Regions from separate parts of the Homo sapiens genome. Here region 2 is linked to region 1. A link is a loop called in an ENCODE intact Hi-C map of the cell type or tissue named here. Cell type or tissue: PC-9. All regions are shown on one strand. Links, peaks and the distances in the headings refer to the core of each region. The heading gives the core; the rest is flanking DNA. Region 1 has its middle 5.1 kb from the start of NWD1. Region 2 overlaps SLC35E1 (solute carrier family 35 member E1).

Evidence for each region. A loop is a pair of places that touch in the nucleus more often than their neighbours do. Peaks named below come from ENCODE experiments on the same cell type or tissue, not always from the same donor. Only the 100,000 strongest peaks of a DNase experiment are listed, where the experiment ranks them.
Region 2: a loop joins it to region 1, with 8 times the contacts of the local background. A loop is called at or near these places in 2 of 110 quality-filtered maps.

The regions. Positions count from the first base shown.
Region 1 is chr19:16,713,343-16,716,249 of GRCh38, forward strand. No RefSeq gene overlaps it. Among named protein-coding and RNA genes, the nearest start is that of NWD1, 5.1 kb to the right of the region's middle. In PC-9, for the core only: CTCF peaks have their summits at 1,560 (motif pointing right) and 1,768; no DNase peak of the experiment used is centred there.
Region 2 is chr19:16,563,403-16,566,309 of GRCh38, forward strand. All of the region lies in intron 4 of SLC35E1 (solute carrier family 35 member E1), which reads right to left. Among named protein-coding and RNA genes, the nearest start is that of SLC35E1, 7.6 kb to the right of the region's middle. In PC-9, for the core only: a CTCF peak has its summit at 1,670; a DNase peak (open chromatin) is centred at 1,639; H3K27ac peaks cover 662 bases.

The DNA of each region.
Region 1 (2,907 bases), core at 223-2,722:
CTGGTCTCTAAATAAGTAAATTAACAAATAGACCAGACTGAGTGGCTCATGCCCGTAATCCCAGAACTTTGGGAAGCTGAGGTGGGAGGATCCCTTCAGGCCAGGAGTTCCAGACCAGCGTGGACAACATAGTGAGATCCCACCTCCTCAAAAAATTTAAAAATTAGTCAGGTGTGGTGGTGTGCACCTGTAGTGCCAGCTAGTATGGAGGCTGAGGCAGGAGGATCACTTGACCCCAGGAAGCAGTGAGCTGTGTTCACGCTGCTGCAGTCAAGCATGGGTGACAGAAGGAGAGCCTGTGTCAAAAAAATTAAAATAAATAAATAAATCTTGATATTTTATTCATTGTGTAGTTTCTGCATTAATTTTAATTTTTTTTTCTTTGAGACGCAGTCTCGCTCTGTCGCCCAGGCTGGAGTCCAGTGACATGATCTTGGCTCACTGCAAGCTCTGCCTTCCAGGTTCACGTCATTCTCCTGCCTCAGCCTCCTGAGTAGCTGGAACTACAGGTGCCTGCCACCACACCTGGCTAATTTTTTTTTTTTTTTGTATTTTTAGTACAGATGGGGTTTCGCCTTGTTAGCCAGGATGGTCTCAATCTGCTGGCCTCATGATCTCCCCGCCTTGGCCTCCCAAAGTGCTGGGATTACAGGCGTGAGCCACCGTGCCCGGCCCAGTAATTTTAATTTTTTAAAATAATCACTAGGTGCAGTGGCTCACGCCTGTAGTCCCAGCACTTTGGGAGGCCGGGGTAGGAAGATCGCTTAAGGCCAGGAGTTCAAGACCAGCCTGGACAACATATCGAGATCCCCATCTCTACGAAAAAAAAAAATAAAAATAAAAAAAATAAAAAAATTAGCCAGGCAGGTGGCGTGCACCTGCAGTCCTAACTACTCTGGAGGCTGAGGTGGGAAGGTTGCTTGAGCCCAAGAGTTCAAGGTTGCAGTGAACAAGGCTATGCTACTGCACTCCAGCCTGGGTGACAGAGTGAGACCCTGTCTCTAAAAATAGTAATAATTTAAAAAAATGTATTTAAGGCCGAGTGTGGTGGATCATGCCTGTAATCCCAGCACTTTGGGAGGCTGAGGCGGGTGGATCACTTCAAGTCAGGAGTTCGAGACCAGCCTGAGCAACATGGTGAAACCCCGTCTCTACTATAAAAAAAAACAAAAAACAAACAAACAACAACAAAAAAAAACAAAATTAGCCAGGTGTGGTGGCGGGTGCCCATAATACCAGCTACTCGGGAAGCTGACGCAGGAGCATCGCTTGAACCCGGGAGGCGGAGTTTGCAGTGAGCCCAGATTGCGCCATTGCACTCCAGCCTGGGCAACAAGAGCCAAACTCCGTCTCAAAAAAAAAAAAAAAAGTATTTAAATATTATGTATTATTTGGACACAATAAAAAAATTGGAAAAAATATTCTTTATCTTTGTTGCTTTTTTCTCTTTTTACCGCTCTCCCCCAATGTTGCTCCCTGTCCAGCGCCTCTCCGCAGCCTCTCCTCTGACTCTGCCCTGGGTTCAAGCTGCTTCTGGTCATTCGCGTGATGGCCTCGAGGGGGCGCTGCTTCCCCACTCATGCTCAGCCAGGACTCCTTAGTCAGTTTAATTGGGTTTGTTAACATCTTCCAGCTTAGATTCCTCTTCTGCAAAGTGGGTATTATAATGTTAGCCACGCAGGGATGACGAAGGAAGTGCAGTTGACCCTTGAACAACACGAGTTTGAACTGTACGGATGTACTCAGGCGTGGATTTTTTTCCACCCCTGCCACCCCTGAGACAGCAAGACCAAGCCCTCCTTCTGTTCTTCCTCCTTCTCCTTCTCCTTAGCCTGCTCAAGGTGAAGACGACAAGGATGAACACTTTTGTGATGATCCACTTCCACTTCATCCATAGTAAATATGTTTTCTCTTCCTTTGAAGTTTGGACGGGCACAGTGGCTCACTCCTGTAATCCCAGCACTTTAGAGGCCAAGACGGGTGGATCACCTGAGGCCAGGAGTTCAAGACCAGCCTAGCCAACATGGCAAAACCCTGCCTCTACTAAAAATACAAAAATTAGCCAGGCGTGGTGGTGGGCGCCTGTAATCCCAGCTACTCAGAGGCTGAGGCAGGAGAATCGCTTGAACCCAGGAGGCAGAGGTTGCAGTGAGTTGAGGTCATGCCACTGCACTCCAGCCTGGGCAACAGAGTGAGACTCCATCTCAAATAATGAAACAAACAAACAAAAAACAAAACAAAAACAAAACACCAGAATTTTTTTAGTGACATTTGCTTTTCTCTAGCTTACTTATTGCAAGAATACAGTATATAATACATAGAATGTAGAAAATCAGTGTTCATCGACCATTTATGTCATCAATAAGGCTTTTGGTCAATAGTAGGTGTTACATGCAGTCAAAAGTTACATGCAGATTTTTGACTGTAGGGGTGAGCTTGGCACTCCTAACCCCTGTGTTGGTTCTAAGGTTGACTACACAGAAATCCCCTAGCCCTGGGCTCGTGGTTACTCAATGCATAAGGATAATCACGATTTTTTTTTTTTTTTTTAAAACAGGGTCTTGCTCTGTCACCCAGGCTGGAGTGCAGTGGTGCAGTCATAGCTCACTGCAGCCTCAACCTCTTGGGCTCAAGTGATCCTCCCACCTCAGCCTGCCCAGTAGCTGGGACTACAGGCATGCACCACCAAGTCTGGTGAATTTTTATTTTTTGTAGATATGGGATCTCACTATATTGTCCAGGCTGGTCTCGAACTCCTGGGCTCAAGCAATCCACCTGCCTCAGCCTCCCAAAATGCTGGGATTACAGGCGTCAGCCAACATTCCCAGCCACTATTTTTTTTTTTTTTTGAGACAGTCTTGCTCTGTCCCCCAGGCTGGAGTGCAGTGGTGTGATCTCAGCTCACTG
Region 2 (2,907 bases), core at 277-2,776, 150 kb before region 1:
CAAATTTGCTTATATTTGCAAAAATATGGAACAGGTGAACTAGGAGCCTAAGAAATGTTATCCATGGTCAGGGAGGGGACAGGGAGAGTACAGGAATCATGACCAGACTTCTTCTTTTTTTTTATTTTTATGAGACAGTCTCACTTTGTCACCCAGGTTGGAGTGCAGTGTCGTGATCTCAGCTCACTGCAACCTCCACCTACCTAGTAGCTAGGATTATAGGCGTACGCCACCACACCAGATAATTTTTATATTTTTTCTAGAGATGGGGTTTCCCCACGTTGGCCAGGCTGGTTTCGAACTCCTGGCCTCAAGGGATCCACCTACCTCGGTCTCCTAAAGTGCTGGGATTCCAGGTGTGAGCCACCACACCCAGCCTGCAAAGAAATACTAACCTTTTCTCAGCACTCCAGTTGCAATTGTGCTGTGAGAATGCTCATTCTGAAGCAATTATATGAGTGAGTGTACAGTAGAATAACATCAGTGAATAACGGGTAGAATAAGCAACTAAGAAACGAGGAGCGGAACCAAGCATACCAGCGACGAGATCTAAATATGAAATTCAAAACAGCAAAGATCTGGACTGTTCAACTGAAAGTGACGCTAATTGCTAGGAACTCTTTGCTGCTGCCCCAAGTGTGTACTTCCTAATTTTTCACAGTAAAGGCCTAACAACAATGACCACCCAGCAGCAAAAAGCACCCATGGCACCTGGATTGTGTCTCTAAATACCGCTCCCCACTAACGGCACCTGGAGTCCTGAAGGAGGGGCTGACTGCAGCTCTGGGATGGGAAGTACACAAGGTGAAGGCGGGCATCCCGCTGGGAGAAACGCTGACCCACAGTGCTAGAAGGGCAAGGAGCCAATCAGAAGGGCTCCAATGGCTAAGACAGGACAATTTTTTTTTCTTCTTTTTTTTTAAGATGGAGTCTCGCTCTGTCGCCCAGGCTGGAGTGCAGTGGTACGATCTCAGCTCACCGCAACCTCCGCCTTCCAGGTTCAAGCAATTCTCCTGCCTCAGCCTCCTGAGTAGCTGGGATTACAGGCGTGCACCACCATGCCTGGCAAATTTTTGTATTTTCTGTAGAGATGGGGTTTCACCACGTTGGCCAGGCTGGTCTTGAACTCCTGACCTCAAGTGATCTGCCCACCTCGGCCTCCCAAAGTGCTGGGATTACAGGCTGGAGCCACTGCGCCTGGCCAAGACAGGACAATTTGACTAGGAAAACGAATAATTCATGCAACTGACAAACACATAAAAGTTCACAATGATGCTGGAGAAAAAAAGAGAACCCCTTCCCTACCCCCAAACAAACCCTCAACTCTGGTCAACATTTGGAGTAAGCTCCAACTCTCTATCCTGAAAATTAGTCATCAAAAGGAACAGTTAAGCATTAAACTGCCTTTCTCGTACCATACTTCAAGGTAACAAACTAGTCCTGGAAGATGGAAAGTTCTTCACAGAAGAATTACAGCTCATCAATGTGAAACGAAAGTTAGAAAAGTGAGCCATGGTTTACTGATTGGGAAAATAGAGGTAATATCCACTACTTCAGCAGGTGGAGCCAAGGATTAAAGATAAGAAATGTCACAAATCCAGCTAGACCACATTAAGACCTCAATAAATATTTACTTTTCCTTTCTAACTCGAGTCTGGAAGAATCGCACTGGCCTCCTCCTCACCGCAGGCACTTGCATTCATTTATAACACATTCTCTGAAGGCAGACCCTGCAGGTGGCAAAAAGATTCGACGTGGAGTAAATGGAAACAGAGACCAGGGAGGAACTGAGCTGCACAGTTTTCTTTCTTTCTTTTTTTTTTTTGAGACGGAGCTTCACACTTGTTGCCCAGGCTGGAGTGCAGTGGTGCGATCTCGGCTCACTGCAAACTCTGCCTCCTGGGTTCAAGCGATTCTCCCACCTCAGCCTCCCAAGTGGCTGGGATTACAGGCGTGCACCACCACGCCTGGCTAATTTTGTATTTTTAGTAGAGACAGGATTTCACCATATTGGTCAGGCTGGTCTCGAACTCCTGACCTCAAATGATTCACACACCTTGGCCTCCCAAAGTGCTGGGATTATAGGCGTAAGCCACCACACCCAGGCAGCGCATGTTTTTTTCTTTTTTTTTTGACACGGAGTCTCCCTCTGTCACCCAGGCTGGAGTGCAGTGGCACCATCTCGGCTCACTGCAACCGCCACATCCTGGGTTCAAGCAATTCTTCTGCCTCAGCCTCCCAAGTAGCTGGGACTACAGGTGCGAGCCACCATGCCTGGCTAATTTTTGTATTTTTGGGAGAAACAGGGTGTCACCATATTGGCCAGGCTGGTCTCAAACTCCTGACCTCGTGATCCGCCCGCCTTGGCCTCCCAGAGTGCTGGGATTACAGGCGTGAGCCACTGCGCCCGGCTTTTTTTTTTTTTTTTTTTTTTTTTGGCCAGTGCATAGTTTTCAAAGTTCCAGGGCTGGCAAGGCACAGTGGCTCACATCTGTAATCCCAGCACTTTGGGAGGCCAAGGCAGATCTCTTAACGCCAGGAGTTCAGGACCAGCCTGGGCAACATAGTGAGACCCTGTCTCTCCAAAAACAGTAAAAAAACAAAAATCAAACAAAAAAAAATTAGCCAGGCATGGTGGTATTCGCCTGCAGTCCCAGTTACTCGGGAGGCTGTGGGAGGATCGCTTGAGCCCCGGATTGAGGTCAAGGCTGCAGTGAGCCATGATTGTGCCACTGCACTCCAGCCCTGGCAACAGAGCGAGGTTCTGTCTCTAAAAAATAAACATTTAAAATAAAAAATGAGTAAAAATAAAAAGTCAATGTGCTATCTGGACTATACTGTCAGGAGGTGAAAGAGTCACCTTCTCTTCCTTGACGCTACTGGCGCACACACAGCAGCTATCAGCAC